Regions from separate parts of the Homo sapiens genome. Here region 1 is linked to region 2. Evidence: chromatin loops called from intact Hi-C (ENCODE). Cell type or tissue: PC-3. All regions are shown on one strand. Each heading gives the region's core, and the rest is flanking DNA. Links, peaks and the distances in the headings are about the cores only.

The links. A loop is a pair of places that touch in the nucleus more often than their neighbours do. Peaks named below come from ENCODE experiments on the same cell type or tissue, not always from the same donor. Only the 100,000 strongest peaks of a DNase experiment are listed, where the experiment ranks them.
Region 1: it touches region 2 in a loop (7-fold over the local background); 6 of 110 quality-filtered maps call a loop at or near these places.

Annotation. Positions count from the first base shown.
Region 1 is chr12:32,907,700-32,923,107 of GRCh38, reverse strand. No RefSeq gene overlaps it. Among named protein-coding and RNA genes, the nearest start is that of PKP2, 19 kb to the right of the region's middle. In PC-3, for the core only: CTCF peaks have their summits at 3,550 and 3,751 (motif pointing right); DNase peaks (open chromatin) are centred at 3,427, 5,767 and 5,867; H3K27ac peaks cover 2,461 bases.
Region 2 is chr12:32,855,937-32,871,344 of GRCh38, reverse strand. PKP2 (plakophilin 2) reads left to right here. Exons shown (of 13, transcript NM_001005242.3): 4 at 2,283-2,418. It also overlaps the pseudogene RPL35AP27. Among named protein-coding and RNA genes, the nearest start is that of PKP2, 33 kb to the left of the region's middle. RefSeq lists a silencer at 93-293. In PC-3, for the core only: no CTCF peak of the experiment used is centred there; a DNase peak (open chromatin) is centred at 6,414; H3K27ac peaks cover 1,372 bases.

The DNA of each region.
Region 1 (15,408 bases), core at 2,674-10,673, 52 kb before region 2:
GGTGGGCACTGTCTAATCAGCAGCCAGTGCAGCTAGGATAAAAGCAGGCAGAGGAACTTGGAAGGACTGGACTGGCTGAGTCTCTCTTGCTGGATGCTTCCTGCCCTCGAACATTGGACTCCACGTTCTTCAGGTTTTGGACTCTTGGACTTACACCAGTGGTTTGCCAGGGGCTCTTGAGCCTTCAGCCACAAACTAAAGGCTGTACTATTGGCTTCCCTATTTTTAAGGTTTTTGGGACTCCAGCTGGCTTCCTTATCCCTCAGCTTGCAGATGGCCTGTTGCGGGACTTCACCTTGTGATGGTATGAGTCAATACTCCTTAACAAACTCCCTTTCATATATACATCTATCCTATTAGTCCCTCTAGAGAACCCTGACTAATACGCCTAGCTGTTAAGACTTGAAACTTCACCATCATCTTTGTTTCCTCCCCTCAACAAATAACCAGTATGCATTCAACTAACTTTTTTTTTTGAGCCAGAGTCTCACTCTGTTGCCCAGGCTGGAGTGCAATGGCATGATCTCGGCTCACTGCAACCTCCACCTGCTGGGTTGAAGAGATCTCCTGTCTCAGACTCCTGAGTAGCTGGAATTACCGGCACGTGCCACCACGCCCAGCTAATTTTTGTATTTTTAGTAGAGATGGGGTTTCACCATGTTGGTCAGACTGGTCTCAAACTCCTGACCTCAGGTGATCCGCCTGCTTCAGCCTCCCAAAGTGCTGGAATTACAGGCGTGAGCCACCACACCCAGCCTCAACTAACTATTTTTTGAGCATTCATTCTTTCTAAATTAAAACAATAAAAGACAGCAGTAGTTCACAGAAGCCACACTTCGCAATTTCTACCCTCCTTTCCATTTTATCAGCCATGGCATTTCCCAGTCTCCCTACCTTCGGCCTCATCCTCCAGCAGTATGTCTTACACACCACTGCCAGTTACGTCTTCCCAAAGCACAGGCCTGATGGTGTCTTTTGTTTTCTTGACAACTTCCGTTTATTGCTGAAGAAAATATCAAGCCGTCCACAATGTGCTCCCAGTCTACCCTTGCTGCTTTCTCTCATGTTTAGTGGGTGCTTAAGAAACACTCGTGGGTCATGGGGGTAGAGGGGGTAGGAGTACAATGGCTTGGCAAAAGGACAGTCATTACTGGCTATGATATAAATTTTTATGCTCCAGTCTATAATCCAAGAATATGTCATTTTGTTCAATCCACTTTAGCATCTAATTGGGTAAAAGTGAAAACTCAGTCCTCTTATTTGGGGCTTTTAAACAATGTCTTAGGGATTTATAAAGTTCCCAGAGTTTCAGAGTTAGGAACACTCAGTTTAAGGCAAAGCCAGGTATTCTTTCCTCATTTTGGAACTGTTTCTTACTCAGAAGCTAAAGAAAAATATTCATTAATCCCTACCAGTTTTTCACATACTAATGTGAAATGCAGAGGCATTTTAGATTGATGCCTCATCACTTAGTCATTCATAAATGTTAGAACATTCAGCTCAAAAATAGATAAAGTTCTCGCCCTGTTTATTATTTCTGATCATTCCATTGTCTACAGCAGCAAGTCCACGGCCCACCAGATCAGCTGACTGCTGTTTTTAGTGTCTATACAAATTTTTCTCTTCACAGTTTTCTAAAATGTATCTGCCAACCAATGGTGACATAAAATTAGTAAGCATTAAGGAAATAAACTGAGGACTAGTTATTTCCCCCATATAGAAGGTGGTAAAAGCTACGATTTAAAATGAAGGGCCACGCGCAGTGGCTCATGCCTGTAATCCCAGAACTTTGGAAGGCCCAGGCAGGTGGATCACCTGAAGTCAGGAGTTTGAGACCAGCCTGGCCAACATGGTAAAACCCTGTTTTTACAAAAATATTTTTAAAAATTAGCCGGGTGTGGTGGCACATGCTTGTAATCCCAGCTACTTGGGAGGCTGAGGCAGGAGCATCACTTGAACCCGGGAGGCGGTGGTTGCAGTGAGTCGAGATTGCACCACTGCACTCCAGCTTGGGCGTCAAGAATGAAACTCTGTCTCAAAAATAAAATAAAATAAAACATTTCATTTTATGTTCAGATTGTAGAAGCATAGGACAGATATAATGAATAAAAGGTAAGTAAAATGACATTTGAGAAACACGAGGAGGAAAAGCAACCAACATTTCTCGGGCATTGAGGAATATGTCCTGTAGTTCCCACACTAGCCTGTGATTAGTGGCTAATCTAGCTGCATTGTCTTCAGCAGAGTGTCCTTAACCAAATCTGTTGGTTCCACCTACACAATGATGGTCCCTGGAACCAACGGTAATCCCATTTCCTCTGTGCGCTTTTCTTTATAATTGATTGTTCTTCCTCTGCATAACTACATATACTTCTCTTGTCTACATGTCCGTTAATAGCCTAACTTCCTCTTCTCTTTTGTTTGTAATTTGGGTGTGTCCATGTTACTTAGCAAATGTATTTCTTAAAAGTTTGTATATCAAATATTTATGAACTTAGTCATAGTATAAATGTACTGGTGAAATTGCCGTTTAAAGACATCTTTGATGAATGCTATTATAAGGTAAAAATCCTGAAAGTAGGCCTGGCACGGTGGTTCACGCCTATAATCCTAGCACTTTAGGAGGCCGAGGCAGGTGGATCACCTGAAGTCAGGAGTTCAAGACCAGCCTGGGCAACATGGTGAACCCCGTCTCTACAAAAAAAACAAAAATTAGCTGGGCGTGGTGGCAGGCACCTGTAATCCCAGTTACTCAGGAGGCCGAGGCAGGAGAATCATTTGAACCCGGGAGGCGGAGTTTGCTGTGAGCCAAGATCACATCATTACACTCCAGCCTGGGCTGGAGTCATGAAGGAAGAGGCCCCATGAATGAGATTAGTGCCCTCATAAAAGAGACTCCAGGCCAGGCATGGTGGCTCACACCTGTAATCCTAGCACTTTGGGAGGCTAAGGCAGGAGGACTGCTTGAGATCAGAAGTTCCAGACCAACCCGGCCAACATAGTGAGACCCCATCTCTATTTTTTCAAAAATAATTAAAAACCAAAAAATTACAATTAACAGAAAGGAGACAACAGATAACTCATGGCCCTATCTGCCCTGTCTGTGAGGAAGCAGGCCCTCACCAGACACCAGTCCTTTGATTTTGGACTTCCCAGCTCCAGAACTGCGAGAAATAAATTGCTTTTCCTTATAAGCCACCCAGTCTATAGTAATTTGTTATAGCAGCCCAAACTAAGACACGAACTTTCCAAACCTACTTTTACTTTTTTTTTTCCTAAGCAAGACATCTTAAGCATTGTTATTCTTTGGATACCTAAGTTTTAGCTCACCGCAGATGGTTATGAAGGGAGTCTCGACCTTCATCACAGACTCATTGAGTTTTCTTGGCATCAGTCTGCAGCATTCTTACTTTTAAGTTCACAGTACTCTCTTTTTATGAGTCATATAACTTTAAATGCACTGACAGTTTCATCATCATTATCATAGTTTTAGCATGTAGAGTTTAGTTTAGGCTCTCTTTGAATTCACTGAAACCACCTGGTCCTAGAAACAACTAAACAAAGGTGTTTATATTGGAAGCACTCAAAAAGATCAAATGTCAGGGTCAAATCCTGTTTGTTGTTTTCTTCATTCTTTTAGCATTTCTGGTGAATGAGGTATGCAAGAACTGAAGAATACATGCTCTAACTGATGGGAAAGAGAAAGAAGGCAAACGACATCTTATTTCAGTCATTTAAAAATCACAAAGTTTCAAATGAAAAGGAGAATCCCCTAAAACCACCACTTGGTGTCACTGCTGTAGCTCAGCCCCCACTTCAGAGGAGAAAAGAAGCCGGTGCCCTCCTAAATCAGTCGCAGGAAAAGAAAAACAAGGGGAATAATGTTATATATTTTCATGGATTTTTTAAAAGGTAATCTTTTATTTTATTTTCTTTTATTTTATTTATTTATTTTATTTTGACTGAGTCTTGCTCTATCACCCAGGCTGGAGTGCAGGGGCGCAATCTCAGCTCACTGCAACCTCTGCCTCCTGGGTCCTGCCTCAGCCTCCTGAGCAGCTGGGATTACAGGCAACCGCCACCACGCCCGGCTGATTTTTGTATTTTTAGTGGAGACAGGGTTTTGCCATGTTGGTCAGGCTGGTCTAGAACTCCTGACCTCAGGTGATCCTCCGGCCTCGGCCTCCCAAAATGCTGGGATTACAGGCATGAGCCACCACACCCGGCTTCAATTTTAAATTGGGTTATTCCATCATGTTTCTTTTTCTTGCTCTGTAGAGAGAGGAGAATTACAAGAAGGGGCTGAACAGATACTACTGGACACAGGCAAACATTTAGGGCCCATTTCTGCCATTCTCAAATGTAGATTTGCATCAAAATTCATCTAAGGATCTTTTTAAACACACAGATCACTGGATTCCACCCTGGAACTAAGAATCAGAGTCACTGGGGTGGGGTACAGGCATTTATATTTTTATAAGTTTCTCAAAGTGATTCTGAATATTAGTGAGGTTGAGAAATCTCTGTTCTACTTTGCCCTACATCTCTCTTAATTTATAATATTAGAGAATGAAAGCTGACCTCTCTGATTCTATAAAACCCAACAATTTTATATTTTCACATCCTCACATGTCACTCAAAATGAAGTTTTGGATGTACACTATCCTTCACTCATCCCTTCTTTCTTTCACCTTCTTTTCTTCATGTCACCTCTTTATTTTTCTCTTCCTTAATTATTATATAGTGTATACTCGCTTCATAACAATAATTATATATTATGCTTTACTTACATGTCTATTTTCTAACTGAAGGAAAACTGAGCTGGCCTCACATCCCTTTGTTATTTGATTCTCTCTTCTATGATGAGCACTATCTTAGTTGCTCATCAGCAGCATTATTCCTCATTAAAAAACAAAAAACATCCTTTGTTGGCCAATTATATGCCTGATTCTATATAAAACATTTCACATACACATATTTTTTCACAAAACTCTATGTGGATAGTACCATTAACACACCTTTACAGATGAAGAAATTTAAGCCAAAATAATGCCACTCCACCCTTAATTAACTCAGTCTTAAAGTCTGAAATACTAATGCAAATACCTTGTCTGGTTTTCACTCTCTCCTCTAGATGCTGCTTTGTCTCACTAGAACTATCACCTTGCTGCTGACCAATTAATTGTCCAGTGTGCAGACTTCAAGGAAAATTAGACTAAAAGTTAAATATAAAAAGCTCTATATAATGGCCGGGTGCAGTGGGTCACACCTGTAATCCCAGCATTTTAGGAGGCCGAGTGGGTGATCACTTGAGGTCAGGAGTTCAAGACCAGCCTGGCCAACATGGTGAAACCCCATCTCTACCAAAAAATACAAAAATTTGCTGGGCATGGTGGTGTGCACCTGTAGTCCCAGCTACTTGGGAGCCTGAGGCACAAGAATTGCTTGAACCCTAGAAGCCGAAGTTGCAGTGAGCTGAGATCATGCCACGCCACTACTCCAGTCTGGGCAATAGAGTGATACCCTGTTTCCAAAAAAAAAAAAAAAAAAAAAAAAAAAAGCTCTATGTAATGACATAAGATGCAATCTTCTTGATGAGTAGTATTGTTTTTGGTTGCTAGGGAAGAAAAGCCAGGGGCAAACCACAGAACTGTAAGCCAACTGCCCTTTAATAATCCAATAAACTTAAGATATTTCACAATATTTTGCTGGGAGTGAGGGACAGAACAACCTGTACATTGGACAAAGAACCCAATAAGTGACCCCCACCTTTGGATAATAAATTGAAGGTGTTGAAGTTGATGTATTTTTGTTTGATAAATCTTGTAGTCTTTCAATAACAGTACATTTTAGCTCTTCTGTAGGAAATGTCAACAATCTCAAATTTCTTGCCTGCTTTCAGACTTCAAAGGAGATGGGTGACTAAAAACAGACTCACCCAACCAATCATTTATGTAAGAAATACTGATTTGATTTTAGCACACTGCCTAATTCTGCCTTCTTCCTGACACAACAACTGGGAAGAATATCAAAGCAAAAATTGCATTGCTAAGTCTGATAATAGCCAAAATAATGATTATACTAGCACCAGATACTCGAAACACTGCCAACAGAAAGAAAACAGATATTGTTCATTTTGCTTACTTGAGTAAAACCGAAAAAGAAATTCTGAATCCCTGCCGAGTGCTAGGGCCTATATCTGGTGATCATCCAGCTGTGATTTTTTTTTAATTGAGGTGACATTTATATAACATAAAATTAACAGTCTTAATTCAATGGCATAATTACACTCACAGTGTTGTACAACCACCACATCTAACTAGTTCCTAACTGTTTTTTATCACCCCAAAAGGAAACCCTATACCCATTGAACAGTCACTCCCCATTCCCTTCCCCTCCAGCCCCTGGCAACCACCAATCTGCTTTCTGTCTCTATGGGTTTACCTATTCCAGATGTTTCATATAAATGGAATCATACAATATATGACTGTATTAGTCCATTTTCACACTACTGATAAAGACATACCCGAGACTGGGAAGAAAAAGAGGTTTCACTGGACAGTTCCACATGGCTGGGGAGGCCTCACAATCATGGCTGGAGGTGAAAGGCACTTCTTACATGGAGGCAGCAAGAGAAAATGAGGAAGATATAAAAACAGAAACCCCTGATAAAACCATCAGGTCTCGTGAGACTTATTCTTACTACCACAAGAACAATATGAGGGAAACCACCCCCAGGATTCAATTATCTCCCACCAGGTCCCTCCCACAACACGTGGGAATTATGGGAGTACAATTCAAGATGAGATTTGGGTGGGGACACAGAGCCAAATCATATCATTCCACCCCGGCCCCTCCAAATCTCATGTCCTCACATTTCAAAACCAATCATGCCTTCCCAACAGTCCCCCAAAGCCTTAACTCATTTCAGCATTAACCCAAATGTCCACAGTCCAAAGTCTCACCTAAGACAAGCCAAGTTCCTTCCCCCTGTGAGTCTGTAAAATCAAAAGCAAGCTAGTTACTTCCTAGATACAGTAGGGGTACAGATATTGGGTAAATACAGCTGTTCCAAATGGGAGAAATTGGCCAAAACAAAGTGGTTGCAGGGCCCATGCAAGTCCAAAATCCAGTGGGGCAGTCAAATTTTAAAGCTCCAAAATGATCTCCTTTGACTCCAAGTCTCACATCCAGGTCACACTGATGAAAGAGGTGGGTTCCCGTGGTCTTGGGCAGCTCCGCCTCTATGGCTTTGCAGGGTACAGCCTCCCAGCTAATTTCAAGGGCTAACATTGAGTGTCTGTGGCTTTTCCAGGTGAATGGTGCGAGCTGTCAGTGTATCTACCATTCTGAGGTCTGGAGGATGGTGGCCCTCTTCTCATAGCTCCACTAAGTGGTACCTCAGTAGGGACTCTCTGTGGGGGCTCTGACCCCACATTTCCCTTCTGCGCTGCCATAGCAGAGGTTCTCCATGAGTGCCCTGCCCCTGCAGCAAACTTTTGCCTGAGCATCCAGGCATTTCCATACATCTTCTGAAATCTAGGCAGAGGTTCCCAAACCCCAATTCTTGACTTCTGTGCACTCACAGACTCAACATCATGTGGAAGCTGCCAAGGCTTGGGGCTTGCACCCTCTAAAGCCACAGCCCAAGCTCTACGTTGGTCCCTTTCAGCCATGGCTGGAGCAGCTTGGACAAAGGGCACCAAGTCCTTAGGCTGCAAACAGCCTAAGTTTCATGGGCCCAGCCCATGAAACCATTTTCTCCTAGGCCTCCAGGCCTGTGATGGGAGGAGCTGCCGTGAAGACCTCTGACATGCCCTGGAGACATTTTCTCCATTGCCTTGGTGATTAACATTCAGCATCTCGTTGCTTATGCAAATTTCTGCAGGTGGCTTGAATTTCTCCTCAGAAAATGGGTTTTTCTTTTCTATCACATTGTCAGGCTGCAAATTTTTTGAACTTTTATGCTCCACTTCCGTTATAAAACTGAATGTCTTTAACAGCACCCAAGTCACCTCTTGAATGCGTTGCTGCTTAGAAATTTCTTCCACCAGATACCCTAAATCATCTCTCTCAAGTTCAAAGTTCCACAAATCCCTAGGGCAGGGGCAAAATGCCACCAGTCTCTTTGCTAAAACATATAAGAGTCACCTTTGCTCCAGTTCCCAACAAGTTCCTCATCTCCTTCAGGGACCACCTCAGCCTGGACCTTATTGTCCATATCGCTATCAGACTTTTGGTGAAAGCCATTCAACAAGTCTCTGGGAAAGTCTCTGGGAAGTTCCAAACTTTCCCACATTTTCCTATCTTCTTCTGAGCCCTCCAAACTGTTCCAACCTCTGCCTGTGACCCAGTTTCAAAGTCACTTGCATAATTTCGGGTATATTTTCAGCAATGCCCCACTCTACTGGTATCAATTTACCATATTAGTACATTTTCACGCTGCTAATAAAGATATATCCAAGACTGGGAAGAGAAAGAGAAGAGGTTTAATTGGACTTACAATTCCACATGGCTGGAGAGGCCTCAGAATCATGGCAGGAGGCAAAAGGCACTTCTCACATCATGGCAACAAGAGAAAATAAGGAAGATGCAAAAGCAGAAACCCCTGATAAAACCATCAGATCTCATGAGACTTATTCACTACCACAAGAACAGTATGGGGGAAACCATCCCTATGATTCAAATTATCTCCCACCGATTCCCTCCCATAACACGTGGGAATTATGGGAGTACAATTCAAGATGAGATTTGGCTGGGGACACAGCCAAACCATATCTCCTAACTTCTGTGTCTGGTTCATCTACTTAGCACAATGTTTTCAAGGTTCATCCATGTTATAGCATATATCAGTACTTCATTTCTTTTTATGGCTGAATAATATTCTAATGTATGTATATATCACAATTTGTTTATCCATTCATCTGTTGATAGATATTTGGGTCTCCACCTTTTGGCTATTGTAAATAGTGTTGCTGTGACATGTGAGGGCCGGGCGTGGTGGCTTATACCTATAATCCCAACACTTTGGGAGGCCAAGGTGGGTGGATCACTTGAGCTCAGGAGTTTGAGACCAGCCTGGGTAACATGGCAAAACCCCATCTATACAAAAAATACAAAAAAATTAGCCAGGCTTGGTAGCACACACCTGTGATCCCAGTTACCCAAGAGGCTGAGGTGAGAGAGTCACCTGAGCCTGACAGGTCAAGGCTGCAGTGAGCCATGATCATGCCACTGCACTCCAGCATGGGCAACAGAGTGAGACCCTGTCTCAAAAAAAAAAAAAAAAAAGACGTGCTTATGTATTTGTTTGACTATCATTTTTCAGTTCTTTTCGGCATATACCTGCTATAGTCTGAATGTTTGCATCCCCTCAAAATTCATAGGTTGAAACCTAATCCTCAATGCAATAGTATAAGAGGTAGTTGGAAAAGGGAGAAGTAGCTTTATAGCCTTTTCAGATAATGTGGGCATTTGCTTTAATGTTACATGAAAACTCAACAGATAGAAGAATCTTAAAGGCTGGTTGTGGCAGGGCACAGTGGCTCACACATGTAATCCCAGTAAGCTGCGAGGTCAAAGAGGGCAGATCACTTGAGGTCGAGAGTTAAGACCAGCCTGGCCAACATGGTAAAACCCTATCTCTACAAAAAATACAAAAGTTGGCCAGGTGTGGTGGCACACACCTATAATCCCAGCTACTCGGAAGGCTGAGGCAGGAGAATTCCTTGAACCCAAGCGGTGGAGGTTGCAGTGAGCCGAGATCACACTGCTGCAGTCTAGCTTGGGCAACAGCGTGAGCTCTATCTAAAGAATAAAAAAAAGGTTGCTTGTAATGTGGAATCTGAAACTATATTAAGTTTTCTTAATCAATTACATTAAAATCTATCTGTCTACTTTGCACTTTGAATAGATCTTTCAATCATGCATGATCATAACATTATAGATGTTGTTACCTTGAGTTATGTGTCTCCTCCACATGTTGATACATATATTATACAATGGCAAAAAAATCATATTTGTTAATACAACCATTAATCTCATTAGAAAAATATGGGAAGCTGGCTGGGTATGGTGGCTCATGCCTGTAATCTCAGCACTTTGGGAGGCCAAGGCGGGCAGATCACCTGAGGTTGGGAGTTCAAGACCAGCCTGGCCAACATGGAGAAACCCCGTCTCTACTAAAAATACACAATTAGCTGGGCGTGGTGGCACATGCCTGTAATCCTAGCTACTCAGGAGGCTGAGGCAAGAGAATTGCTTGAACCCGGGAGGCAGAGGTTGCAGTGAGCCAAGATCGCGCCATTGCACTCCAGCCTGATCAACAAGAGCAAAACTCTGTCTCAAAAAAGAAAAAAAAAAAAAAAAGAAAAATATGGGAAGCTGAGCATTCCAGGTCACAGTGGTGATAGATACATGTTGCTATGGTTTGGATGTTGTTTGCCTGTCCCCACCAAAACTCATGTTAAAACTTGATTCCCAATGTGGCAGCGCTGGGAGGCAGGGCATACTGGGAGGTATTTGGGATATGGGAACAGATACTTCATGAATGGCTTGGACTGTTTTCCCAGTAGTGAGTAGGTTCTCACTCTTAAGAGACTGGATTAGTCCTCTTGGGAATGTAGTAATTCTTGTGAGAAAGTGTTATTATAAAACTAGGACAGGGCGGGTGTGGTGTCTCACGCCTGTAATCCCAGCACTTTGGGAGGCCAAGGTGGGCAGATCACAAGGTCAGGAGATCGAGACCATCCTGGCTAACACAGTGAAAACCCGTCTCTACTAAATAATGCAAAAAATTAGCTGGGCGTGGTGGCAGGTGCCTGTAGTTCCAGCTACTCGTGAGGCTGAGGCAGGAGAATGGCATGAACCCAGAAGGCGGAGTTTGCATTGAGCCGAGATCGTGCCACTGCACTCCAGCCTGGGTGACAGAGCAAGACTCCGTCTCAAAAAAAAAAAAACAGGACAACAATCAGATTTTCCCCTCTTTATACAGGTCTGCTTACCTTTTGACCTTCTTCACCATGTTGTGATCCAACGTGAAAGCCCTTACCAGAAGCCAGGGCCATGCCTTTGGAGTTCTCAGCTTGCAGAACCATGAGCTAGATAAACCTCTTTTCTTCATGGATTGCCTAGTTTCAGGTATTCTTTTATAGCAACACAAAATGGACTAAGACACATGTTTTCCAAAATTCTAATTTTTTACCTAAAACCTTGAATCTTGCAATTTGTAACAAATATTTGTAGTTGATATCCTTGAATTGACATGCTTAATTCACTAATTTTCAAGAAAATACCTGCCAGTTACCCAAGCCTGAATAACTGTATTGTGTCAGTCATTCTTACAAGTAAAAATTGATATCAAATGAACAAAGGTGCTAGTTTCACTTAGAACTCAAACATTGCACGAATGCTTCTCAAAACAATCCTCACACTTCTAAGTGCAGCAGAAGTAATTCATGTGTAATTCTAAATTCATCATATAGAATATTTTTTAGTTTTGACACGGAGTTTCACTCTTGTTGCCCAGGCTGGAGTGCAATGGCACGATCTCGGCTCACTGTAATCTCTGCCTCCCGGGTTCAAGCGACTCTCCTGCCTCAGCCTCCTGAGTAGCTGAAACTACAGGTGCCCGCCACCATGCCTGGCTAATTTTTGTATGTTCAGTAGAGACAGGGTTTCACCATATTGGCCAGGCTGGTCTGGAACTCCTGACCTCAGGTGATCCACCTGCCTCGGCTTCCCAAAGTGCTGGGATTACAGGTGTGAGCCACCACGCCCGGCCTAGAATTTTTAAAAGGTATGTACTTGAGGGTCAAGGTTTAACAAAATTAATAATTTTTATGGTTCCATCAAGGACAACTCTAAATAAAACTGGTATCTCCTTTTTTACTGCAAGGATATGACAATGAAGAATACAATAACTACTAGTTCATTGCTAGCAATTTTACCCACCATTGCTTTTTATCATCAGGGCAAATGTCAACACAGGGAAAAAGGTAGATAAAGTCTCTGTATTATTATGAAAATAGTTTTACTTTGCAGAACTCTCTGAAAGGGTCTCAGAAATCCCTAAAAGTCTGTGGACCATGATTTTAAAACCATTAATTTAAATTTATAGACTAGCTAGAAAAATGTATACAGGAATATCTTTTTAAGAACAGGACTAGAAATTTGGAATTCCCAAGAAAATCAGTTGAAAAGCTGTCTTCTATCAGTTAATTTACATATATTACATAGATCCACAATTCGTCTGTATTACAAGAGTTGCTTGTGTTAAGACCTATAGGAGACTGAGACTAAGAAGGGAAAAGATGTAGTCTTTTTTTTTTTTTTGAAACTGGGTCCCACTCTGTCACCCAGGCTGCAGTACAATGGTGTTATCATGGTTCACTGAAGCTTCAATGTCCCCGAGGCTGAAACGATCCTCCCTCAGCTGAAGGGATCCTCTCTTCTCAGCCTCCCAAGCAGATGGGACTATAGGGGAACGCCACCATGCCCAGCTAATTTTTTTCTACTTTTTTTAGAGATGTGGTTTCGCCATGTTGCTGAGACTACTCTCAAACTCCTGGGCTCAAGCAATCTGCCTGACTCCCAAAGTGTAAGATTACAGGTGTGAGCCACCACGCCCAGCCTAAAAGAAGCAGTCTTTTTTTTTTTTTTTTTAAGACAGTCTCGCTCTTTTGCCCAGGCTGTAGTGCAGTGGCACCATCTCCACTTGCTGCAACCTCCGCCTCCTGGGTTCAAGCAATTCTCCTCAGCCTCCTGAGTAGCTGGGATTACAGATGCATTCCACCACACCCAGCTAATTTTTGTATTTTTAGTATAGAGACAGGATTTTGTCATGTTGGCCAGACTGGTCTCAAACTCCTGACCTCAGGTGATCCACCTGCCTCAGCCTCCCAAAGTGGTGGGATTACAGGCGTGAGCCCCCACACCTGGCCAAAGAAGCAGTCTTTACCTTCTAAACAACCAAACTTTTCAGGGGTCTTATGAATGGTGCTAAACATCCACCCTATATAACAAGTGCTTTTGCTACCATTCCCTCCTCTGTATCTGGCTGAGGAAACACAGGCTCTAGAGCCCTGAATTCTCTTTTTGATCCCATAATTCCTACACTGTACCTGTGGTCTCTTAGTTTGTCAATCCATCTCCACTTTCTTTTTCTTCCAGCCCATTCCAGAGATGACAAATAGACTGATATCTCAGAATCATACCTCTGAGCACGGTCAGTCCCCCAAAACTTTCTGTGACTCTCCACAGAATTCTGCGGTTTTCTTATAGAGTCCCCAGAGACATTTTTCCCCCTTTAAACAATATCCATACATTACCAAAGTTTGAGAATGTTGTTAAATACAATCCGCAGTCTTAACATTCAAGGCCTTTGGAGTTTGAACCTTAATTAAGTTTATTGCTTCTAAACTACTAATCCTTTTTATCTGTGATTTCCAAAATTGGCTATTCCTTAGAATCACCTTGAAAGCTTTTTGAAGCTACAGATTCCAGACCCCACCCTTCAGAGATTCTGATTTATTTCATCCGCAATGGAGCTCAGAAATCTGTATAATTTTTTAAAGTTTCCTCTTTGATTCTAATATTCAACTGAGTCTGGGAACACTAGCTTGAATTATTCTAGTCACACTGGTTTCCTTGTTAACCTTCCAACTATTACCCTTTTCCACCTCCACACTTCTGCTCTCTCTTACCCTCTACCCACTTGCCACCTAATCAAATCCTACCTACCCTCAAGCCCCTGCTCACTTAACACCCAACCATAGCCTCTACAAATCCTCCGATTACACCAATCTGAAAGCAATCTCTTACTCCTGCGACTTCAGAAATATTATTTATCTTTCCAATTTTGTGACACCCTTTACCACCTCCTTTATTTTTGCCTTGAGTAATTTTTGACATACTATTGTTATTTCACCTTTGACATATTTTGCTTTATGAGGAGACATATTTTGTACCCCTATCTGCAGCGAAAGCCCCTCCAGGGAAAGAATGTGACTTCTCCTCTTGGGATGCCAAGTTCATAGCTATTGTCTTGCATGTTGCTGGCTTAAAGACAATCTGTAGGCTGGGCGTGGTGGCTCACGCCTGTAATCCCAGCACTTTGGGAGGCCGAGACGGGTGGATCACCTGAGGTCAGGAGTTTGAGACCAGCCTGGCCAACATGGTGAAACCCCGTCTGTACTAAAAATACAAAAAAGTAGTCAGGCATTGTGGCACAAACTGTTGTAATCCCAGCTACCAGAGGCTGATGCAGGAGAATTGTTTGAACCCAGGACGTGGAGGTTGCAGTGAACTGAGATGGCGCCATTGGACTCCAGCCTGGGCAACAAGAGCGAAACTCCGTCTCAAAAAAAAGAAAAAAAATCTGTTAACTCTGATGCCACATATATAAAAATTCTAAAATATACAAGATAATATTTAACATTAATATAGTACTTTATGATTTTTTTTGTTTTTGAGACAGAGTCTCACTCCCTCACCCAGGCTGGAGTGTAGTGGCACGAACTTGGCTCACTGCAACCTCTGCCTCCTGGGTTCAAGCAATTCTCCTGTCTCTGCCTCCTGAGTAGCTGGAATTACAGGCCTGCGCCACCACGCCCGGCTAATTTTTGTATTTTTAGTAGAGACAGGGTTTCACGATGTTGGCCAGGCTGGTCTCGAACTCTTGATCTCAGGTGATCCACCTGCCTCAGCCTTCCAAACTGCTGGGATTACAGCTGTGAGCCACCATGCCTGGCCTAATTTTCGTATATTTAGTAGAGACAGGGTTTCGCCATGTTGGCCAGGCTGGTCTCAAACTCCTGACCTTGGGCGATCCACCTGTCTCTGCCTTCCAAAGTGTTAGGATTATAGGTGTGAGACACCACGCCCAGCCCTTTTATGATTTATAAAGAATTTTCATATATGTTATTTCACTTGTTTTATGATTTGTAAATAATTTTCATATCTGTTATTTCACTTGTCACGTTTACCCTATTAAATGTGTACTACGTATTACCCTCCTTTTCAAGGTAGGAAAATAAGGCTTGGAGAAGTCTAACAAACTGACCAAAGTTAAACAAGTAGTAAGGGGCCGAGTAAGGAAAATAATTCAGGTTTCTGTAACTCCAGAGGCTATGTTCTAAACCATCATGCTGTATTTCTTCATACCTCGTGCATGTATTATTCATTTTTAATACCCCAGTTTTTGTTTTCAGTATGTTATATATGCCAACAAACAAAAAAGGGGCATCTTTTCAGGACACTAGGCTGAGCTCTTTAAAAATGTTATGTCATCTCCTTTGATTATCAGGAAGCAAAAACATGACTCTAAAGATTCTAGGGAATGGGACAGGAGGAACCCATGAGGGCAGATGAAGTCAGCCTTACTAAGGAGAGGAAGCATGAACTGGATCT
Region 2 (15,408 bases), core at 2,903-10,902:
TCACACCTGAAACAGAATAGGACTGTCTCTCTAAAAAAAGAAGAACAAGAAGAAATGAAGATACTTGAATTGAGTCTTGAAGAATGGGTGAGAATTAGGTAGTATGATAAGCTTCCTGGAAAAGTCAAAGAAGGTGGCTTGTGAAGAAGGTGGCAGTGTTTAGAGAAGGATTAAAAGCCTGGTGTGATTGGAGGGGTGTAGTAGATCCAAGGAGGGGGAGGAAAAGAGGTTGAGGATGACAGGAAATGGAGTCAGACTTGGGCCAGAATGTATGCCGTGTTATGGAGTTGGACTTGATAGATAGTCAAACAGAAAGTTGACCCCCTGACAGCTGTAGTAAACCTTGCTGAGGAAGTCTTCACTTAGTTTAGGAATTTTTTTAGTGATAAAGTGAAATCGCATTGGATTGCCTAAGTGTGAACACAGAGCTTCTATGTGAATCATGTTCAGGAAAATAAAGGATTAGAGTAGTGGAATTATTTGTGGGTGTTAGAGATGGGAAATTCAAACTTTCCTGAGTCATGTATGGCTTATGAAATGGATTAATGGCTCAATCTTTTTTTAAAAAAAAAGCTGCATAACAGAAGGCTGTTCTTATGAATGATCTTTCATCAGTTAAAACAACCGTGATGGCTGGCAAAGACTTTGCCATTGAGCTTGAGACTAGACTTACAGAGTTTTGACTTCTCTGTAAAGGCCTCAGTCCATGAATGTAAAATATTCCCATCTCCTTTAAAAGGTGTAATATCCTCTAATATTAGATAAAAATATTAGATAAAAGTGACTCAAATTCTAGTTTTAGTGGTAATAGCCTGCATTTTTTTTTTACTAATTATAATTGACTCATGAGGCACATTAAAAATATGAGATCATTATATAATTCTCAGTATAGATGCCAGAGATTTTCTGCTTCACTTTTAATACCCTTTATACTTATGAGGTAACCCTTCTGTGTTTGAACACGTGTTTCAGAAGCAGGGGGTATTAGTTTTTGGTCATGAGGCGCATTACTCCTTATCACCCCACCTGCACCGCCCCCACCCACACACAGGCACACCCTTCATAAGGCTGTACACACTAACACCTGTACACATGTGCATGTATTCATGGGTTAGCCTAATAGAAAAGAGTATTTACTCACTATGCTTGCTAGTAGATATTGGAAAACTCCTTCTCAGGATGTCTCCAGTGTCTGGAATGAATGTGTCTGGAATGTTACCTGGAATGAATCAGGTATAACCCTCTTTGAAGCCAAAGAACACTCCTAAATTACCTTTAAAGCATGTCTTTAGTCATTATTTTGTTTGTTTGTTTTTGAAACAGAGTCTCACTCTGTTGCTCAGGGTGGAGTGCAGTGGTGTGACCAAGGCTCATTGCAGCCTTGACCTCCCAAGCTCAAGCGATCCTCCCACCTCAGCCTTCCAAGTAGCTGGGTCTACAGGCACATGCCACCACACCCAGCTGATTTTGTTTGTCTGTTTGTTTTTTGTAAAGACAGGGTCTCACTATGTTGCCAGGGCTGGTCTTGAATTCCTGGACTCAGGCAATCCTCCTGCCTTGCCCTCGCAAAGTGCTGGGATTACAGATGTGAGCCACCGTGCCCAGCCTAGAAATAATTTTTAATTTCTGTAAACAGATTTCTTTTGGATTCTTTTAAAAGTCTTATTGTGCCTTTAAAGTTGCTTTTATAAGATGTAAGAATCATAGGATACATATTTATCTTTTTTCTTTCTTTTTTTTTTTTTTGAGATGCAGTCTCGTTTTTCCTCCTAGACTGGAGTGAAGTGGCACTATCTCTGCTCACTGAAATCTCCACCTCCTGGGTTCAAGTGATTCTCCTGCCTCAGCCTCCTGAGTATTACAGTATTACACCTGAGATTACAGGTGTATACCACCACACCCAGCTAATTTTTTTTATTTTTAGTAGAGATAGGGTTTCACCATGTTGGCCAGGCTGGTCTTGAACTCCTGACCTCAAGTGATCCGCCCACCTCAGCCTCATATTTATTTTTAAAAGTTCAGCTTCTTTCTTTGGTATATGGTATAATTCAATCGAATGACATCGTCCAATGTCTTCTATCTGATCAAAGCTGAAGAATTTCTATCCAGTAGTCCCTCTGCCTTGTGATCTTGGGTGCTGATTTTTCTTTTGGCTGAAGAAAAGCCAAGGTTCAGATGTTCTAGTGCTTCCCAGTATTCGCTGAGTCGTCTCTGGAGGACCAGGTTGGTAGGCAGGAGGAGGGAGGTTTGGAATCTGGCTGAATCTGTGCCTGTTTGTCTAGGAATGCAGACATGGAGATGACTCTGGAGCGAGCAGTGAGTATGCTCGAGGCAGACCACATGCTGCCATCCAGGATTTCTGCTGCAGCTACTTTCATACAGCACGAGTGCTTCCAGAAATCTGAAGCTCGGAAGAGGGTGAGTGTCATCTTCAGTCCATTGCAAAGCGCAACACACTTTCACTTCTATTATGGTGACTTTGCACACTGAAACCAATAATTTATTTAAATTTTTAAAAATTGGGACCGTGCGTGGTGGTTCACGCCTATATTCCCAGCACTTTGGGAGGCCGAGGCAGGTGGATCACAAGGTCAAGAATTTGAGGCCAACCTGGCCAACATGGTGGAACCCCTGTCTCTACTAAAAATACAAAAATTAGTTGGGTGCAGTGGCAGGTACCTGTAATCCCAGCTACTCGAGAGGCTGAGGCAGGAGAATCACTTGAAGCCAGAAGGCGGAGGTTGCGGTGAACTGAGTTCGCGCCACTGCACTCCAGCCTGGGTGACAGAACAAGACTCCATCTCAGAAAAAAAAGAAAAGAAAAAATCAACCGGGTGCAGTGGCTCACGCCTGTAATCCCAGCACTTTGGGAGGCCAAGGTGGGCAGATCACTTGAGGCAAGGAGTTCAAGACCAGCCTGGCCAAATGATGAAACCCCAACTCTACTAAAAAAAAATACAAAAATTAGCCATGTGTGGTGGCACATGCCTGTAACCCCAGCTACTTGGGAGGCTGAGGCAGGAGAATTGCTTGAACCCGGGAGGCAGAGGCTGCAGTGAGCCAAGATTGCACCACTGCACTCCAGCCTGGGCGACAGAGCGAGACTCATCCTGAAGAAGAAAAAACAAACAAAAACTTAATTGAGGTCTTTTACTTTAAAAGAAAACAGCCACTCATTACCAAAAATATTTCCTGCAATTCGGAAATGTAGAAAGTAAGTCACTACACAAATTTCCCTCTTCTTTTCCTGTCTCCCCAACCTCTCCATTTAGAACCATCCCCAGAGGCAAGGGTTTTGCAACTTTTTTTCATTCAGTGATTCCATTAACATTTGTAACAATTGTTCAATGAATTGCTTTGTGCATATATGTTTTGACACTTCTGTTCCTGTAGGACAGATCCTCAGAGATGGAATCAATATGTTATTTTATATTTGTCTTAAAAAGTGATACATTTGTGAGGGAGGAGGAATCACAGCTCAAAAAGGTGTTCAGTGAAAAGTAAGTCTCTTCTACTCCAAACTCCAGCCTATATATTCTCTCTGTTCTGTCTCTTTCAATCTCTCTCACACACAAACACATATATCAATTTTTTTATCTTTCCAGAGATATTTTATACACGAAGAAACAATTGTTGAAACAGTTGATTGAGTTTCCTTTTTAAAACATGAAATCATAAATGATAACTTACTACTTATAATACTTTATTTTTTTATACCGTATCTTGGAAATCTTCAATATGTATTAATCTTACTCATTCTTTTAAGATGCTGCATAGATTTCTGTTGTCTAAATGTATCAGTTTTGTTGGTTGATTTTTTAACTACCTTATTGAGGTACAATCTGACATAGTTTTGACAGGTTTGACACTAAAACCATCATCACAATCAAGATAACAAATATATCCATTACCTCCAGCGTTTTCTTGTGCCCCTGTGTAATCCATATAATCCCTCCAGCCCTCAACCTACGAACAGCCTCCCAAAACAACCAGTGATCTGCTTTCTTTCTATGTTTTGAGACAGGGTCTCACTGTGTCGCTTAGGCTGGAGAGCAGTGGTGTGATCACAGCTCACTGCAGCCTCAACTTTCTGGGCTCAAGCAATCCTCCCACCCCAGCCTCCTGGGTAGCTGGGACCATAGGCGCACACAACCATGCCCAGCTAATTTTTGTATTTTTTGTAGAGATGGGGGTCTCACTATGTTACCCAGGCTGGTCTGGAACACCTGGCTCAAGCAGTCCTCCTTCCTCGGCCTCTCAAAGTTCTGGGGTTACAGGCGTGAGCCACCATGCTCAGCCATGATCTGGTTTCTGTCACTATAGATTGAATTTTCTCGAATTTTATATAAATGGAATCATATAGAATATAAGATTTTTTTGGTTTGAATTATTTTACTCAGAGTAAGTCTTTTGAGATTCACCCATTTCGTGTTAATCAGAAGTTTTGGCTATTACAAATAAAGCTACCGTGAACATTTGTATACAAGTCTTCATGTAGACATGTGCTTTTATTTCTCTTCAGTAAATACCTAGGAGTAAATGCCTGGATGGTATGGTAGGTGTATGTTTGACTTTTTAAGAAACTGCTAAACCATTTTACAAAGTAGCTGTGCCATTTCACATTCCCACTCACAATTTATGAGAGTTCCAGTTCCTCCTCATCTTAACATTTGATATAGTGAGCCTTAATGTTAGCCTGTAAGTTTGTACAGGTGTTTTACTGTGGTTTTAATTTGCATTTCCCCAATGACAAAGGGGTTGAACTTTTTTTTTTTTTTTTTTTTTTTTTTTTTTGAGAAAGGATCTGCCTCTGTTGCCCAGGCTGGAGTGCAGTGGCACAATTTTGGCTCATTGCAACCTCCACCTCTCGGGCTCAAGTGATCTTCCCACCTCAGCCTCCCAAGTAGCTGGGCCTACCGGTGCACTACCACACCTTGCTAATTTTTGTATTTTTTGTAGAGATGGGGTTTCACCATGTTGCCCAAGCTGGTCTCCAACTCCCAAGTTCAAAGGAGCCAGCTACCTTGGCCTCCCAAAGTGATGGGATTACAGGCATGAGCCACCACACCCAGCCAGAACATCTCTTTATGTGTTTATTTGCCACTTACATATCTTCTTTAGTGAAATGTGTATTCAATTCTTTTGCCCATTTTGTTTTGTTTTGTTTTCTTATTATTGAATTTTGTAAGTTTTTTAATATTTTCTGTATACAAGACCTTTTCTAGATATATAATATGAAAATATTTTCTCCCAGTTGTGCTCTGTTTTTTCATTCTCCTAATAGGTTTTCATTTTAATGGGATTTAATTTATTCAGTTTTTTCCCTTTATGGTTTCTGCTTTTCATGTGTATCCAAGAAATGTTTCTCTATTCAAAAGTTAGAAGATAATCTATATTTTATCCTAGAAGTTTTGTAAATGTTATATATTTTAGTTGTTCTATGGTCCATTTGTGGTTAATTTTTTATATATTGTAAGATGTGGACTGAAGTTCCTTTTTTTGGTATATGTAAATTTAATTGTTCAGGTGTCATTTGTTGCAAAGACTTTTATTTCACTGCTAAATTGTCTTTGTATCTTTGCTGAAAAGGAATTGATCAAATATGTGAGTCTATTTCTGGACTGTGTATTCTGTTCTATTGATCTATTTGTCTTTTTTTTTTTGAGACGGAGTCACTCTGTTCCAGACAGGAATGCAGTGGCGCAATCTTGCCTCACTGCAGCCTCTGCCTCCCGGGTTCAAGCTATTCTCCTGCCTCAGCCTCCCAAGTAGCTGGGATTATAGGCATGTGTCACCATACATGGCTAATTTTTGTATTTTTTTTTTAGTGGAGTCGAGGTTTCATCATGTTGGCCAGGCTGGTCTTGAACTTCTTGCCTCAAGTGATCTGCCCACCTTGGCCTCCCAAAGTGCTGGGATTACAGGCATAAGCCACTGCACCCAGCCGATTTTTTTTTTTTTTTTTTTTCTGAGATGGAGTCTTGCTCTGTCACTCATGCTGGAGTGCAGTGGCATGATCTTGGCTCACTGCAACCTCCGCCTTCTGGCTTCAAGTGATTCTCCTGCCTCAGCCTTCTGAAGAGCTGGGATTACAGGCAACTGCCACCACACCCGGCTAATTTTTGTATTTTTGGTAGAGACAGGATTTCACCATGTTGGCTAGGCTGGTCTCCAACTCCTGACCTCAAGTGATCCACTCACCTCAGCCTCCCAAAGTGCTGGGATTACAGGTGTGAGCCACCACACCCAGCCTGTAAGATTATTTTTGAATGTTTACTATTCCCAAGTATTATTTCCTAAATGAATTTTGAGAAAATTGATTTTTTGAGGATACCATGGAAAACTGGGGATGTGAAACATTCTTACGTCCTAGTGCAAATAAATATGACTCAAGTCAACCACATCCTACTTTCAAAAAGCCTTCACCCAGAAAGGGGCCAACTTCTCATCATCTGATTCAGAGAAACAGACATGTTAGATAATAATCCCAGAGTAATTAGTCTTCAGCAAAGATGAAGACTATTTGTCTGTCTTATTCAAATTCCACAGTCTTGATTACTATCGTTTTATAAGTCTCAAAAGTAGGTAATGTTAGTCCATCCATTTTATTCTTTTTCAAAGTTTTGTCTATTCTACAACTTCAGCAGTTCCATTTGAAGTTTAGAATCAGCTTGTCAATTTCTTAAAAAATAATTGCTGGGATTTTGTTAGAGATTGCACTGAATCTGTAGATCAATATGGAGAGAATTGACATCTTAACAATATTGAGTCTTGTGACCCATGACCATGGTACATGTTAACATCTATTTAGGTCTTCAGTTTTTCTCAGCAGAGTTTTATAGTTTTTACTGTAGAGGTCTTTCATGTCTTTTCTTAGATTTATCCCTAAGTTTATCATATTTCCAGATGCTATTATAAATGGTACTTTTTAATTTCTATTTTTGGTTGTTCATTGCTAGTATATAGAATAGATAATATATATATAATATATATATTTACGTGTGTATGTGTGTGTGTGTGTGTGTGTGTGTGTGTATGTGTATAGTACTTGCTAGAACCTCTCCTACAATCTTGAAAAGAAGTGGTGAGCGTGGGCATATTATCCTGTTTCTGATCCCAGGGCAAAAGTATTCAGTCTTTCTTTCACCCTTAAATATTATGCTACCTGTAGGTTTTTTATAAATGACCATATCAAGTTGAAGAACTTCCCTTCTACTCCTGCTTTAATGGAGTTTTTGAATCACGAATGGATGTTGGATTTAGTCAGATGCTTTTTATGCATTTATTGAAATATTTTTATGGTTTTTAATTTTAATTTTGCCATTATGGTAAATTACCTTGATTGATTTTAAAATGGTATTCCATTCATAAACCCCACCTGGTTATGATGTACTGTCACTTTGTAGGTTTTATGACTAGATTTGCTAAAATCTTGTTAAGAAATTTTACGTCTGTGTAAAAGACATGATCTGTACTTTTAGTGTCTGTCTGATTTTGAGTTGTGGGTAATACTAGTCTCATAGAATGAACTGGGAAGTATTCCCTTCTTTTCAGTTTTTTGAAAGAGTTTGGTTAGAAATGGTATTATTTCTTCCTTAAATGTTTGGTAGACTTCAGCAGTGAAGACGTCTCAGCCTGAAGATTTTTATGTGTGAGAAGGTTCTTAGCTGCAAATTCAGTTTCTTGAACTGCTGTGGGGCTGTTTAGACTATCAGTGGCTTTTTTAGTGAGCTTTGGTAATTTGTGTCTTTCAAGGGAGTCTTTCAAGGGATTTGTCCATTTGATCTAAGTTGCTCCAGTGCTCTTTATTTGTTTGTGTAGATAGTGTGATCCTTTACCTTTACCTGAAAATTTTTATTTTGTTTTGTTTTTTACGAATCCACTTTTATTTATTATTGTTTCATTAGTTTAAATCCTTGAGGGGTACAGCATCACTCGGACTCTGTGTCCAATAGCTCTAGCAGGAAGATTGCTTCGGAATTTGGCACAAACCATGCCACTGTGTTCATGCGCCCAAGTTACCTTTCCCCAGATTACTCTGGTTTTGTTTGGTTTGCTGCCAGGAGTCACCGTGTTGTTCTTTGCTTTGTATACATAAGGACATCTCTTGCCCAAGTAGAATTCTGTTTCATCTCGGGCATAAACACCTTTAATTTTAAGAAGAGATGTGTTCCCTTTTGTTCTGGAGACCGCACTTATAGCCAGCAAAAATGGCCTCGGACTACAGACTGCTTTCCAGTCGTATTTCCATTTAGAACATTTAGAAGTCCCGTTCCTAGCCGGTCTCCACAGGATCCAAGATGGCGAGGCAAGAATACTTCTTTATTTCTTTCTTTATTTCTTTATGAGACAGAGTCTCACTCTGTCACCCAGGCTGGAATGCAGTGGCGCGATCTTAGCTCACTGCAACCTCCACCTTTCGTGTTCATGCAATTCTCCTGACTCAACCTCCCGAATAGCTGGAATTACAGGTGCCCGCCACTATGCCCGGCTAATTTTTGTATTTTTAGTAGAGGTAGGGTTTTGCCATGTTGGCCAGTCTGGTCTTTCACTCCTGACCTCAAGGGATCCACCCGCCTCTCAAAGTGATCCACTTGGGTCCTCCTGAAGTGATCTACCTCCCAAAGTGCAGGGATTAGAGGTGTGAGCCACCGTGCCCAGATGATCTGAAGAATTTTCTTTTCTTTTCTTTTCTTTTTGAGACGGAGTTTCGCTCTTGTTGCCCAGGCTGGAGTGCAATGGCACGATCTTGGCTCACTGCAACCTCCACCTCCTGGGTTCAAGCGATTCTCCTGCGTCAGCCTCCCGAGTAGCTGGGATTACAGGCATGCGCCACCATGCCCGGCTAATTTGTATTTTTAGTAGAGATGGGGTTTCTCCATGTTGGTCAGGCTGGTCTCAAACTCCCGACTTCAGGTGATCCACCTGCCTTGGCCTCCCAAAGTGCTGGGATTGCAGGTGTGAGCCACCATGCCTGGCCTACCTGAAGAATTTTTTTTAAATATTTATTTTAGTTCATCACCAGCAAACCTGCATTATTTCAGCTTCTGTATGTCTGAAAAAGAATTTCATCTTTGCTTTTGAAAGGTATTTTCACTGGCTTTAGAATTCCAGGTTAACAGTTTCTAAATATTAGTACTGAAAGTTGGCCACGGCGTGGTGGCTCACGCCTGTAATCCCAGCCCTTTGGAGGACTGAGGCGGGCAGATCACTTGAGGCCAGGAGTTCAAGACCGGCCTGGGCAACATGGTAAAACCCTGTCTCTACTAAAAATACAAAATTAGCCAGGTGTGGTGGCGGGTGCCTGTAATCCCAGCTACTTAGGAGGCTGAGGCAGGAGAATTGCTTGAACCCAGGAGGCGAAGGTTGCAGTAAGCTGAGATCACACCACTGCACTCCAGCCTGGGCAACAGAGTGAGACTCTCTCTCTGTCTCAAAGAAAGAAAGAAAGTTGCTCCACTGTCTTCTCACTTGCATCACTTGCATTGTTTTAGATAAGAAATCTCCTGTCATCCTTATCTTTCTTCCTCCATACATGAGTCTTTTCTTCCCACCTCTGGCTGCTTTTAAGATTTTCTCTTTCTTACTGGTGTTGATCAGTTTGGTCACATGTGCTTTAGTGTAGTTTCTCTTAGTTTTTTGTGCTTGGGAGTTCACTGAGCTTCATAGATTTGTGAATTTCTACTTTGCATCAAAATTAGAAAATTTTCACAGTTTTTCTATTCCTCCTTTGGGAACTACAATTACATACACGTTAGGCTTCTTTAGATCTTTCTTTTTTAGTCTTCTTTCTCTGTGTTTTTAGATAAGTTCAATTCCTATGCTTTACATTTGCTAATCTCTTAATATGTGTTTAATATGCCATTAATACATTAATGTGTTTAATATGCCATTAATCTTACTCAGTGTATTTTTTCTTCATACATTGTAGTTTTCATCTCTAAAATTTAGATTTCAGTGTTTTTATGTCTTCTATGTTTCTATTTAACATGTTCTATCTTTGCTCAAGATTTTTGAACATATGGAAGACAGATAAAATTGCTACCTTAATGTCCTTGTCTGCTAATTCTAATATCTGTGTCTATTCTAGGTAGCTTTTGATTGATTGGTTTTTCTCCATATTATGGGTCATATTTTTCTTCTTCTTTGCATGCCTGGCAGTTTTTATTGGCTCCTAGGCATTGTGAATTTTATCTTGTTGGATGCTGGATATTTTTGTAAATATTCTTGAGCTTTGTTCTGGGTGCAGTTAAGGTGCTTGGAAACAGTTTGATCCTTTCAAATTCTGCTTTGTTTGTTTGTTTGTTTGTTTGTTTTGAGACAGAGTCTTGCTCTGTCACCCAGGCTGGAGTGCAGTGGTACAATCTCAGCTCACTGCAACCTCCACCTCCCGAGTTCAAGTGATTCTCTTGCCTCAGCCTCCCAAGTAGCTGGGATTACAGGCGCATGCCACCATGCCCGGCTAATTTTTGTATTTTTAGTAGAGATGGGGTTTCACCATGCTGGCCAGGCTGGTCTCAAACTCCTGACCTCGTGATCTGTCCACCTTGGCCTCCCAAAGTGCTGGGACTACAGGCATGCACCACCGCGCCCAGACCAAATTCTACTTTTTAAAAAAAATTTTACTTGAAGCTTTGGGATACATGTGCAGTGTGCATTTGTTATATAGGTATACATGTGCCATGGTGGTTTGCTGCATCTATCAACCTGTCATCTAGGTTTTAAGCCCCGCGTGCATTAGGTATTTGTCCTAATGCTTTCCCTCTCCTTGCCCTCAAATTCTACTTTTAAGATTTGTTAAGTGGAACCAGAGCAGCATTTATTCTAGAGATAATTAATCCCTGCTTCTTAAGGCAAGACACTTCTGAGAACTCTATCTAATGTAGCAGGAATTTTTGAGATTTTTCTGGCTGGCTGATAAGAATAGTCATTGTTCCTAGGCCTGTGTGAACATGAGGAGCTGTTCCCTTAAATCCTTTTGGATGATTATTTCCCTGGCCTCAGACAGTTTCCTCATACCACATGTACTAATTAATACTCTACTGAATACTAGCAGGCAGGTCCTCTGCACATCTCAGGAGTTCTGTTTCTGTTCAGCTCTTTTCTCTGTGGTACTCTTTTCTGCAAAAATTAGCTCCTTTGGTCTTCTCAAACTCTGAGCTCTGTGCCCTCAACTCTGTTGAGTTTCACTTAAGTTTTCTCTCACTGCCCCATAGCCTGGGAACTCTCCCAAGGCAGTGATATCTAAGGGATCGCTATCCATCATTTACTCATTTTCAGTTATTGAAACCATTGTATGTTTTGTCCAATTTTTGTTTCAGGCAGTAAGTTGAGTTGTTAGTTACTATCGAGTCATTTTTAATTTTGATAAATAACTCCCCAATAAGTCCTCCCAAAAATTGTACAAATTTACACTCCCATCAACATTTTATCAGAGTGTTCATTTCCATGTACCATTACTACCACAAGGTATTATTCTTTTGTTTGTTTTTGTTAATCTGATAAGCAAAAATAGGCATTTCATTATCATAGAAATTTTCTTATATTTGAAATCAAGACTAATAGTTGTCCAATCAAACAGTTATTGAGGGCCAGGTATAGTGGCTCATACCTGTAATCCCAGAACTTTGGGAGGCCAAGGCAGGCAGATGACCTGAGGTCAAGAGTTCAAGACCAGCCTGGCCACCATGGTGAAACCCCATCTGTGCTAAAAATACAAGAATTAACTGGCATGGTGGCATGCACCTGTAGTCCCAGCTACTCAGAAGGCAGAAGCAGGAGGATAGCTTGAACCCAGGGGGCAGAGGTTGCAGTGAGCCAAGATCATGCCAGTGTACTTCAGCCTGGGCAACAGAGAGAGACTCTGTCACACACACACACACAAAAAAAAAAGTTACTGAGAAAAATATTTTTTAAAATGATAAAATAAACGCTTTTATAGAATTTATCATCATCTTGCATGCATAAACTATGCCCATTATAAATCATCTGCCATTTTTAGTTTAAGTTTAAAGTGGAATGAGAACTTAATGGAACTAATTCATCTGAGTTCAAATCCTAGTCTCTTACATTAATTCTATCCATCACTAATTACAGAGCTCTCTTAAGCTTTTCACCTTTATCTAGTCTTTCCAAAGCATCAAATTAATTTTCAGAGAAATAAGTACTCTTTCTATACTTATATTTCATCCATTTATAGAATAGGTAAGTAAATTACATAATTATAACAAATACAATTGACATAAATACCCTGGGAAGCAAACCTAAATTACTGTTGGTAAACATGTAACTCAACTGGTAGAAATAGAAGTGCAAAGGCTCAAATAGAGTAACCTACCAGCTTTGATAGTACTCTGAGAATCAAGGAGGTTTCACAGAGGGAAAAGAGAATGTTGTTGGTTAGCCTTGCAGGTCAGTCAAGTAAGGATCACACAACAGAGCTTCTGCTGATTTTTTTTTCACTTGAATTCATTAATTATTCATGAAGTTGAGCACCTTTTGGTGTGGTTTTTGACTTTGTATTTCTTCAGTGAATTGTCATTTTTAATCCATTGTGTATTTTTTCTACTAAGATATATCTCTTTCTTAATGACTTACAGTTCTTTACCTATTACACATATTAATTTGTTGTTACATATGTGGCAAATAGTTTCTCCTGCTTTATTTTTGTTGTTGTTTTTAACTTTGTTTTTTGTATCTTTCATCATGCAGGATTTTAAAATTCTTATGAGATCAAACTAAATATTTTTCATCTCGATGTCTATATTTTAGATATTGCTTTAAAAGACCTATCCCTACATCTAGACTTTGCCGTTTCAAAAGTTGTATAATTATGGAGCATTTCTCACTGACCCTTTGCCTATTTGTTCCGTAGGAAGAATGAATAAGGATTTTAGAAGACATTTAGCTAGTGATGAACATTCTTTATACATATAGGTGAAGGGAATGGGGCTGAATATTGATCCTTTAATAGCTAGTCAGAGATAAATCTTTAAATCTTTTTTTATTCCTGGTTTTTTGGGGCGTTTTGTTTGTTTGTTTGAGACAGGGTGTTGTTCTGTTGCCCAGGCTGGAGTGCAGTGGTGTGATCATGGCTCACTGCAGCCTTGACCTCTGGGGGTCATTCCTCCCACCGGAGCCTCCCAAGTAGCTGGGACCACAGGCATGGACTCGCCTGGCTTTTATATATATTTATATATATATATATATAAATATAAAATATATATAAATATATATATATATATATATATATATATATATTTTTTTTTTTTTTTTTTTTTGTAGAGATGGGGTCTCCCTGTGTTCCCAGGGCTGGTCACAAACCCCTGGGCTCAAGCAGTCTTCTCACCTCAGCCTCTCAAAGTGCTGGCGTTATAGGCGTGAGCCACCACACCAGGGCCTATTCCCAGTTTTTAAAAACTGGGCATCATTACGTATGCTTCGATTTTGTAGTACAAATTACTGGAATTTTTATTCTGTTTCCCAAGTTGGGCTAGATTTCTACTATCTCTTAAATTACTAATTTGATTAAAAATATCATTTTGCTTATACATAGGATTGAAGTTGTTTGCTGGCTTGACTGTCACTCAGAGATAAAGGTAGAACAAAGACTGGTTTTGAGAATGATGAAACATGAAAATTATATGCAAACCTAAAAATGTATATGCTTCATAGAAAATCTAAGAAGTATAATATCACAACCCAAGAACATTTGAAAAATCCTTCTTAGGTTAAACATGGTGCTATAGTTTTTAAATGTATGTATAAGAGAAAATTATAATTTGGACATAGAGATCAAAATTTTAAATCATAATACTTTTAAAACCAGTAGCAGCTTTTCAGTCCTCATTTTGTTTGATTAGGATTCTTGGTATTTGACGCTGTTGATCTCTCTCTCTCTCTCTTTTTTCTTTTTTTTTGAGACATGTTCTCACTCTGTTGCCCAGGCTGGAGTGCAGTAGCACTATCATGGCTCACTGCAGCCTCAACCTTCTGAGCTCAAGCAGTCCTCCTCTCTCAGCCTCCCGAGTAGCTGAGACTACAGGTGCATGCCACTATGCCCAGCTAATTTTTAAACATTTTTTGTGCAGATGGGATCTCCCTGCATTGCCCAGGCTGGTCTCAAACTCCTGGGCTTAAGCAGTCTTCCCACCTTGGCCTCCCAAAGTGCTAGGATTACAGACATGAGCTGTTGCGCCTGGCCTGAACATATTATCTTCTTTTGCTTTTCTTCTCTACTCTCCAACCCTCCCTCTGTCCTGTTGGGCTGGGAGGCAGGACATTGGTGGTTTAATCATGGACTCTGAAGAGTCACTGCTAGCTGAGTTTGAATCCCAGCACCCTAATTACATAGGTGCCCTTGGGCAAGATATTTTACTTCTCTGAGCTTCAGCTTTCTTACCTATAAAGTAGAAATAGTTCTCCTACCAAGAGTTGTCCTGAGAATGCAGTCAGATAATGGTGCACTGCCTGCCACAAGGCAATAACTCCGGGCAAATTGTTCCCTGTCAGTGAACGGTAGGAGGGTGGTTCACCCAGGTAATTTCACACCAAAACGTGAACACTCTTTGAATCTTCTTTTTTTTTTTTTTAATTATACTTTAAGTTCTAGGGTACATGTGCACAACGTGCAGGTTTGTTACATATGTATACATATGCCATGTTAGTGTGCTGCACCCATTAACTCGTCATTTACATTAGGTATATCTCCTAATGCTATCCCTCCCCTTTCCCCCTTCCCCATGACAGGCCCCAGTGTGTGATGTTCCCCGTCCTGTGTCCATGTGTTCTCATTGTTCAGTTCCCACCTATGAGTGAGAACATGGGGTGAACCTTCTTTTTTCCTTACCTCTCATAGTCACTCAGTCTTCAGGTCCTGTTAATGCTACTTCTAAAAGTATTTGGAATCTACCCACATCTTTCCCTCCCTACTCAGAGATACTGTCTTGGTCCCAGCACCATCTTCTGTTAATCCAGCTGTCTCCAGATTAACATCCCTGTCTCCATTCTTATCCATTCCTAATAGTCTCATGCTTCACAGCCCCCAGGGAGACCTTTCCAATAACTGCCCCCATTGCCTGCAGGATAAAAGACAAATCCCTTAATTTAGTCTGTAAGACCCTTCTTAACGTGGTCTTATTTTCATGCCTGTTTCATATCTCATCACTGAAGTAGTCACTGCCATAAGTATCTTGCAAAAACTTACTATAAAACAAATTCAAGTTTTTGATAAGAAATTTGAGAAATTAAAAAACAAAAAAGGAAATGCACCCATAATCTCACCATTATCATTTTGGTTTTGTTCTCTAATTTTTAATGCATATACTTACATATCTTCAATCAAATTGCATATGTAGCTTTCTTTGTCCCCACAAAAAAAAATTTTTATTTCGATTTTTAAATCGAAAT